Regions from separate parts of the Homo sapiens genome. Here region 1 is linked to region 2. Evidence: chromatin contacts called from ENCODE Hi-C or POLR2A ChIA-PET data. All regions are on one chromosome and are shown on one strand. Each heading gives the region's core, a stretch centred on a gene start or an enhancer-like site at or near the end of the contact. The rest is flanking DNA. Distances are from core to core; before and after follow the strand shown.

Region 1 (4,712 bases), core at 779-3,278, 390 kb before region 2:
ACAGATGTTGCCCAGCTTTTTCACTGTAACTGTAACATCAAACCTTCCCATAGCTGTAAACACTCTTCTCAGATGAAGCTTGTAAATTATGCCATTTTCTGGGAAGAGTCCCAGCCTTAAACCAGCTCCTTTTTCCTCAACTAACACTTGCCAAGGCCAGCCTGAATCTTTCTGCCTTTTATCCACATTAGTCACGGCCTTCTCTTTTCTAGTGTGGATTTGTGGTTTGGCTTGGTGACCCTCAGCTCACAAAATGAGTTGCAAGCAACTTTCTCAACTTTCCTAAATAGGCAGACCCCACTTAGTAAACAGCTTGTCCAACACTTCTATCCAAGACCACTTCTCTTCCCCTCGCTTTCCAGCCCCCATTGTGGGCTACTGTGCCACCGCCATAGGGCCAGGAGTGGGAAACCTGGGCCCTGCAAAGGAATTTATGGATTTACATGTAGAGAGAGGGAAGGAATTGTGAAAAACAGGAATAGCTTAGGGGAAAGGGTCCTGGAGTCCTAAGAAGGAAAGGGAAGTTCAGAGAAGAAGGTGAAATAATACAAACTTGACCTTTAAAGTGTTACTCAGCTGGGCACAGTGGCTCATGCCTGTAATCCCAGTACTTTGGGAGACCGAGGTGGGCGGATCACAAGGTCAGGAGTTCAAGACCAGCCTGGCCAACATAGTGACACCCCATCTCTACTAAAATTACAAAAATTAGCCGGGCATGGTGGCATGTGCCCGTAGTCCCAGCTACTCGGGAGGCTGAGGCAGGAGAATTGCTTGAACCTGAGAAGTGGAGGTTGCAGTGAGCCAAGATCGTGCCATTGCACTCCAGCTTGGGCAACAGAGTGAGACTTCATCTCAAAAAAAAAAAAAAAAAGTTCCTGAGGGTCAAGCCTGGACCAGGAAACCAAGAGGAGAGACTCAACTTCCTCCTATTTTTTTACCCTCATACACCCTCTGACCTTTTGCTTCTATGACCCGAGCTCTTGTTTTTGCTTTTGGGCTGATTCAGTTACATTATAGGCTCAGAGAGCCTTGGGTAGGCTAATCTCCACTTACTGCATCAATGAAAAATGCATTCTGAGTTCCAACTTGCCAGCCCAGGAGCTTCTAGAGCACGACCCACTGGTGAGTGAGAGACTGCAGGTGTTGTATGGAGAACTAGTCCTAGAATTGTCCCTATGCATAAGGGAACCGACACCAGCCACCAAGTGCTCTTTACTTCCTGAGATCTGGATGTGGGTTGGTATTTCTGTACACATGGATCCGACCAGAAGAAAGTAGGAGAGAACCTAGTAAACTTGAGATTGGAGGTTATGTGAAATCACCAAACTAGATGATTCCAGCAAAAAGAGTTTCTGTGATGTGTGTGTAGGTTCACACCCCTTAAGATAACCATACTTGACTGTATGATAGTCGCAGGAGTCACTTACTTACTACAGATGCATCAGAGACCATGTGATGAAGAAGATGGCTTCCCAGTGGAGTTGCAAGGTGCCTCTGGGGGGTGTGTTTTTAAATTGTCAACAGCTTCCACATGGTGTTTATATCCTTAACTTTTGGCATTGGGGGCATTCAGATGAGGTCATCCGCTTGGGTCCATTTCCTGAGTGTTGATCATTTTGCGACACAGAGAACAGCGTCTTCTATTCTTAGAGCCTTCAAGCCTAAATGCTCCCTGCCTGGCTCCAGGCCCATGCCCCCTTCCTCCCCACCCACTTTCCCCAGAAAATTTTTGTTGTGGAAAATTACACATTCACAAATTGTGTTTCTTTCCTCACACCAAGCATATTCCCACACAGAGACAGATTCTGGAATGATCTCATGGATGACTCATGCCATTATCTGGCTGTTTATAGGAGCTGCCTTTAGACAAAGATTTGGTCATAAGCTACGTTAAGACCCCTTCATTGTCTGCCAGTTGCCCTTGCAGGGGATGGCTTATGGCTTATCGATGGAGTCCTGAGTGGGAGTGGGAAGGGACTTCTAGACTAAAAGCTGCTTTTGACTTCACTTTTGTCCATCAACTGTGGACCCTGTTCCATTGTCTCTGAACTCTGGAGGCACCTTCTGCTTGATGTCAGCAAGCAGGCCTGGTCCAAGATGGCAGCTGCACTGTATCGGAAGGGCAACAAACGGGACTCTTAAGCTAAGGGGAAGACTTGTGTCGTCGACTTCCGGCCCATGTGTAATCTCTTAATTAAAATTTAGCTCACAAGTGGTATTTCCTTTCGTAATCCAGCTTTCAGGCTTTGCTTTAGGTGCAGGAAATCTCTCACTCCTTATTCTCTTTGAAGGGTCTGGAAATCCTGTTAATATTTAATTGGCTTTTAAATTATTGACACATCAAAGTGTTCAACCTATTGTTGTCCTTTGAAGAGCTAGCGCCTAGTGGAGCTCCTGGCAGGTGTTCCAAGTTCTTGGGCTTAGAGCACCATTAGAGAAAGGATGGTGGAGAGAAGTCAGGACCACTCCATTTTGGAAGCAGAAAGCCTTGGAACCTAGTTAATTGGATCACACTTTTTCCATCTAGTTTCCAGGTGTTAGATATTTAAGTCTTGTCTTTTTTTAAGAGAGTAATATTAATTAGTTCATTGATCATGCTCCCTGAGGAAAGGGCCATAGCTTGAACTTCTTGTTATCTAATAGGGAATCTTGTTTTCCTGTCAGAATCTGTTTCATGCATTATGGCTCAGTGAGCAGCTGGCTGGGCCTCTGCCAGGGAGCCACAGAAGAGGAAACTAAAAATCATTTTGCCTTTTACAAAAGATGAAGTCCAGAGTCGGCCGTTTTATGATTAATAATGACCTAGGTATTCCCCTTTGGCCCCAAGATAGCTAGATTAGCCACCTGCTTTGATCAGGTGACTCCACAGCTGTGCATGTGTGCTTTGTGCTGAAGAAGCCAAAACTAAGACAGGGGTCCAGGGGTTTCTAACAGTGAAATTACAGGCATTCAAGGAGAGCTACATTAAATTAATTTTGGTGCCATCCTATGAAGGATGAGTTTACACTCCCAAAATGAACCAGCCTGTTTTTCTGCTCATTGCTTAACGGTATAACTGCTGCTTGGCTGTCTCCCCAAATGTGCTTTTACCTCCTGTTTTAATCCCCACCCCCATCTTCTGAGTCCCTCCCTTTTACCCCCTCCAGTCACTCCCACTCCCCCACCCCCGTGGGCCAGTTTTAAATGTCAGCCTTTGTTTAAAAAAAAAAAAAAAAAAAGTATATATCTTTGTGCTGGATTTTCAGTGTGCTTGTTGCCTACAGCCTCTGCAGAAGTTCACAAACTTGCACAGAATGTGAAAGCAGCTCCTCTAGGTACATGTGGCTAAGCTGCAGCGCTACCCAGGACTGTAGAGAGAAGGAATGACAACCTTGCATCGTCCACAGTTCCTTGCCAGTAGTTCAGTTAGGGTGTCTGTAGAAATGAGATCACTTCCTATAACCTGACTAACCGTGTTCACCTCTGAGTAAAAGCTGCAACATTTTAACCTAATATACACAACTTTAGACAATATTCATGTGTAGTATTTGAACTTGCCTCTATGCCATTTTTAAAAGGAAGTGGAATATAAGTAAATTAGTAGGGCCAGGCACGGTGGCTCACGGCTGCAACCCCAGCACTTTAGGAGGCTGAGGAGGGCGGATCAACTGAGTTCAGGGGTTCAAGACCACCTGGCCAACGTGGTGAAACCCCATCTCTACTAAAAATACAAAAATTACCCGGGTGTGGTGGCAGGCGCCTGTAATCCCAGCTACTCGGGAGGCTGAGGCAGGAGAATCGCTTGAACCTGGGAGGCAGAGGTTGCAGTGAGCCGAGATCGCACCACTGCACTCCAGCCTAGGCAACAAGAGTAAAACTCCATCTCAAAAATTATTAAAAAATAAATTAGTATTTGAACACTAGATGTGTCTGGGAAAAATCTGGCTCTTTCAAAGAAAGTGAAAACTTCAACTTCAGTTTGCTTTTAATTACTTTCAGCTGCAGTTCGACATTCTCTAGCTCTATTTCCTGGTGCTGGAGAGTTAGTGCTGGCATTTCAGCCAAACAGATATTTCTATTTTTAATATACCATTTTAATGAGAATTCAGAACAATGATCTTAGAAAATACCAAGATTTCATCACACTCCACTGGGACTTCTGCTTCATTCTTTCTCACTGGAGTTTTTAAAAGATTCTTTTGGAGCGAATCTCCACCATTCAGAGTTCCTTTCTGCATGCAACTCCAACGTTCTAGGCTTCCAAAAGAGAGGGACAGCAAAGACCATGGGTCTTGCCTGCTTTTCACTCACACATAAAGACTGAGCAGTTGCCTGAGCTGTTAAGCTATGTGGCACAATGTGAAACTGCTGTTTATGGGGGTCAAGTACGACCAAAGAACAGCAATTTCATGTTTCATGTTAATATCAGAAAGATTCCAGCAACATTGATCAGAGCCCTTACCTAAGAAGAATGAACCCGGAAAAGTTTGTCAGCCTCTTTGTGAAAGATGTATTTTTTAGATCCCAAGAGTCTTAACATATACAAATTAAAAAGCTATGAGAAGGGCCAGGCGCGGTGGCTCACACCTGTAATCCCAGCACTTTGGGAGGCCAGGCGGGCGGATCACAAGGTCAGGAGATCGAGACCATCCTGGCTAATATGGTGAAACCCTGTCTCTACTAAAAATACAAAAAATTAGCCGGGCATGGCGGCAGGCGCCTGTAGTCCCAGC
Region 2 (4,388 bases), core at 178-2,677:
ATGACAGACTGTGGTTCACTCTTTCTACCACCTCCCCACTTCTACCAGAGCCCCTGGGATCTCCAGCATCAAGAAGCTGCAGGTGTGTTCTTTCAAGAATCCAACTAACCAGGCTAACTGCACCCAAATTCGACACAGTCCCCAAGTGAGGACTTACTTTCTAACCTCTCTCTTACAGATTAGTAAAATTTATCTTTAGGTCTTACCTTCAAAATACCAAGAGTGGGTGAGAATTTAAGCAACTCTTTTATGACATCATTATACCCTTTGTTGGCTGCTTTCAATAATGCTGTTGTGCCATCCTTAACAGAAAGAGGAAAATAAAAGTTGATTATTAACATATATCTGTGTTGCTTGAAAGCAGTCAGTTGGGAACTGGAAAGTACCGTTGTCAGAAACTAATGACGTGTAAATTAAGCACAGATCAGCAATGTCTCTTAATCTAGGAGCATTTTAGAGAATATTAAGCAGTAAATTCTGCATGAAAGAGTATCAGATAAACAGTGACTTAGATTATGTTAGAACTCTGCCATTTGGGAATTCATACTTCTACAGTTCCTGAGAACACTGGGCAGGGGACAAGGGGAATTTCAAGAGCATATTTTTAGGCCATGGTTGGACCAAAGAGGCATTCTCGGCTGTTCATAACTTAGCAGAAATGGTTAACTGTCTTTAATAATTTAGATCATTGTTGAGCTGTATTTACTGTTTCTAAAAAAATTTATACAGCCTTGCCCTAGTCTGCTCTAGGCATCCGCCCGTGTGTGGGTAGTGGGGCTTAGGGGCAGAGGTGATAGATTAAAATCTGCTAAAAGGCCAGGTGCAGTGGCTCACGCCTGTAATTCTAGCACTTTGGAAGGCCAAGGCAGGAGGGTCACTTGAAACCCCGTCTCTACCAAAAATACAATAGCCGGGTGTGGTAGCCCGTGCCTGTAGTCCCAGCTACTCGGGAGGCTGAGGCACGAGAATCACTTGAACCCAGAGGCGGAAGTTACAGTGAGCTGAGACCGTGCCACTGCACTCCAGCCTGGGTGACAGAGTGAGACTCTGTCTCAGAAAAAAATAAAATAAAATCTGCTAAAAAGAATGAAAAGCCAAATTCAAAAATTAATATTTAGCTTCTGTCGTTATTTTTTGGCTCAAGAACACAGTTTCCAAATTCCTTTTTCTCCCATTTTCACATATCAGTCGCTGTGTTTGGAGGATTTAGTCCATAATTCTCCCGTAGCCAAGAAACCACTTCGGCCTGCCATTAGGGTTTATCTGTAATCAGAAAGAAGGAAGAATGAATTGGGGGGCGGGGGGTGGGGGTCTTTTCTGGCTTCAGAGATTGTGGGAAGAAGAAGAGTGAGAGAGAGGGCAGTGAAATGGTGGCGAACGCGTCTGGTGATTTCCCTTTTTTGGAGCTTAGACTTGGAGAGGGGAAGGTGGGTTACGTAAGCAAGGGTTATACAAAGGCCACAGTAAAACACAAAAAGCAAACAGCATAGGTGGTCAGGTTCTCTTCAAGCCTTCCTTATGGGGAAAAGGGCCTGCTGTGCAGCACACAAAGGCAGTATTAGGTGGCACCAGCAGAGGCCAGTGGATGACGGCGGGCCAACAGGGGACGGGGTGCAAGGGGTCTGCAGCTCCAGGGAGGAGGGGCAAGAGGCAGGGCCTGCAGGAGGCGCAGCACCAGCCAGGGGATCCCCCTAGGACACGCCCCAGGACAGCCGGGAGGCCCCCAGGACAGGCGGGAGGCCCCCAGGACAGGCGGGAGGCCCCGTCTCTACCGCCCTCAGGCCTAAGGCTAAGATTCCACCCTCTCTAGTGCGTCCCAAGGTCATCTCGGGTGGAGGAGGAGAGAGACCGAGCAGCACCGAATCAGACCTTGACTTTGTTTTCCTGCTCAAGGAAGGAGGTTGGGAGGAAACCCATGTGGGCTGCAGACTCAGTCAAGACCCGTTTTCTCCACACAGGCGCGCCGGGAGGCTTCGCTCTTTGGCCGCGCGACTCGGGCACTCACGTTCCGCGCAGCGTCGCGGTCGGCTCCGCGCAGCAGCATCACCCGCACCACCTCGCTGTGGCCCATCTGGGACGCGATCCACAGGGGCGCTGTCCCGTCCTGCGGGAAGAGGAGGCGGCGGCCGCCGTGACTGGGGCGCCCGGCCCCACCCGCTCACAGAACGTCTTTAACACCAGGGGTCTGAAAGCGAAAACTCCGGGAAGGCACTCCCTGACCGCAGATCACACTCTGCAGCTGATCCACACCGCCCAGGAGGCAGTGAGAAAAGAGGGGGTGTGTGTAGCCCACGGACGCAGACGGCACGTGGCTGAGCCTGGGCTACTTGAATAATTGCCAGTATTCAAATTTTGGCTTATAAAATCATCCATTTTGTGGCTGGATCTTTTACCAAAAAGGGTGGTACAGACTTCATGGAAAGATGCGTGGGAACCTTGCTTTGAAGGCTTGGGGGAGCAGCTGACCTGTATACATACACCACAGCAGAACCAAATTCCACAAACCCAGAGAGAAGCCGGCCTATTCCCCCAAGACTGTCCATTTCTTTGCTTTCCCAGTGGGTCACACCTTAATGTTCACAAAATACACCCTTCATTCCCATAGAACGCAGGCAGTTTTCTTTGAGGTGGGGTCTGCGGGTCAGAGAACTCAAGTCATTTCTCCTACTCTTCTAGTCTGGTGTCCAGAACCCTCCAAAGCCACCTCATTTCTTAGGGGGCTTAATTTTAGGTGGAATCTGTTGTTGTGTCTTCTAGGAAGTGATGCACATAAACTAGTTACGGCAGGACAGCATTTTGGGGAATATTTCCTCTGCGTATATTTGGGAGTATTTCCCCAATATTGCTATCTCTGTGCACACTGGGCCATGAGGTGGAGATATATTGCTTCAGAGGAGAAAAAAGTAAAACATGCAAGGGATGGGGAAGGATTTGACAGTAGGGTGGTTCCCAGCAGATGGGATGGAAACTGGGAAAGCCTTCCAATGTGTGAAGGAGCTAGAGAGGGAGGGGGAAGGCGGAGGTCACGTGAGAGTGTCCACGTTTTCTTCCCCCTCTGCGTTGAATCTCGCGTGTGTTGTGGGGGAGAGGTAACCTAGGTTGTGGAAGAAACATCAGGTCAGTTATGGGGAATTCCAGATGGGAAAGGATTTTCTCTTCTTGTGAGAAACCAGGAAAGTTACAAGCCCTTTAGAGTTCTGCTCTCTGCTGGTGCCCGGGAGATAGGAGAGAAATGGCCGTGGGAGTTTCAGAGTCAGTGGTCCCCCAGTCCCCATGGCCCACATCCACCTAGCACCTAGGCATCCAGGAGTCCCGTCTGCCTATGGGAAATCAGAAGTGACAGAGAAACAGTCGGCTGGAGTGAGCCTGGTGTCGGGAAGGCAAGGCCACAGTGCCCTGACTTCCTGAGTAGATACAATGGCCAGGCCAGCAGAGAATGGCGAGACCAGCTGCAACCCTGGGGTGTAAGAGTGCAGGACGCTTGTGGACCAGCACAAGGGCCACGCATGAGGCTCTCCACCCCCATCTCAATGCCAGGATGATAGTCTGACTCTTAGGTCCCTTCGGAGAGAAAGGCAGGAGGGAGCAGGATCCAGAATGGGCTAAAGGTAACCTCTGAGGTAATTATGGTAATATGCCCCAAGAGACTGTTTTAGCCAGATAAGACTGAATTACCCATCGGGGGAAGGGGGGCTGAAGAGCAAAATGATTCAGTTATAGAATATAAAGTTACATTTTCTGCTGCAGTGTGTAATTTCAACCTTAGCCTACTAGCAGAAGCAGGCACAAGATTGTTGCCCACTGCTGTCCCAGGAAAGGGAGAGAGGATGAAGACATCTGAGCTGGGTCGGGGAAGCTGGTGACTTGGGAGCCCAGGAGGATCTGGGGGTGCTGAAGAGCAGTCACAGGATGTTGGGACCTGTCTTGGGAGAGACAGTGGAAGAGGTGCTGAAACAAAGGATAGAGGGAAGTGGAAGACACTTTAACTTACTTCATAATTTTTCCAGGGTCCTCTTGGTGGAAATATTCTTGAATCTAAATATTATCATGAGCAATTTGTACTTTAATTTGTACTTTAGTTTAAAAGCACTTCCATATTCTTTATTTGATTTTCCCAATTCAGGATTTAATTAATCAATAATTCAAGCAACCAATAATGATAATTATTATTTGAGACAGGACTCTGTTACCTAGACTGGAGTACAGTGGCATGATCAAGGCTCACTGTAGCCTCAACATCCTGGGCTCAAATGACCCTCCTATCTCAGCCTTCCTAGTAGCTGAGACTACAGGTGTGCACCACCATGCCCAGCTAATTTTTTTTTCTTTTTTTCTTTTTGTAGAGATGGGGCCTTGCTTTGTTGCCTAAGTTGTTCTTGAACTCTTGG

Evidence for each region. A loop is a pair of places that touch in the nucleus more often than their neighbours do. ChIA-PET counts read pairs that join two places held with the same protein, here RNA polymerase II (POLR2A). Pooled maps may share reads with other maps.
Region 1: a map with no recorded cell type shows a loop between it and region 2 (14-fold over the local background). The contact joins two enhancer-like sites. A Hi-C loop is called at or near these places in 9 of 37 single-sample maps with no recorded cell type and 4 of 50 pooled maps. POLR2A ChIA-PET finds 5 or more read pairs at or near these places in 1 of 52 experiments (AG04450).

The regions. Positions count from the first base shown.
Region 1 is chr18:23,225,548-23,230,259 of GRCh38, forward strand. All of the region lies in intron 4 of CABLES1 (Cdk5 and Abl enzyme substrate 1), which reads left to right. Among named protein-coding and RNA genes, the nearest start is that of CABLES1, 92 kb to the left of the region's middle. RefSeq lists an enhancer at 1,106-1,205. Within about 2 kb of position 2,029, at least 20 of the 41 ENCODE cell types and tissues checked have a DNase peak (open chromatin) inside an H3K27ac peak, as active enhancers do.
Region 2 is chr18:23,617,526-23,621,913 of GRCh38, forward strand. It overlaps ANKRD29 (ankyrin repeat domain 29), which reads right to left. Exons shown (of 10, transcript NM_173505.4): 7 at 2,006-2,104; 8 at 207-302. Among named protein-coding and RNA genes, the nearest start is that of NPC1, 33 kb to the left of the region's middle. Within about 2 kb of position 1,428, at least 10 of the 41 ENCODE cell types and tissues checked have a DNase peak (open chromatin) inside an H3K27ac peak, as active enhancers do.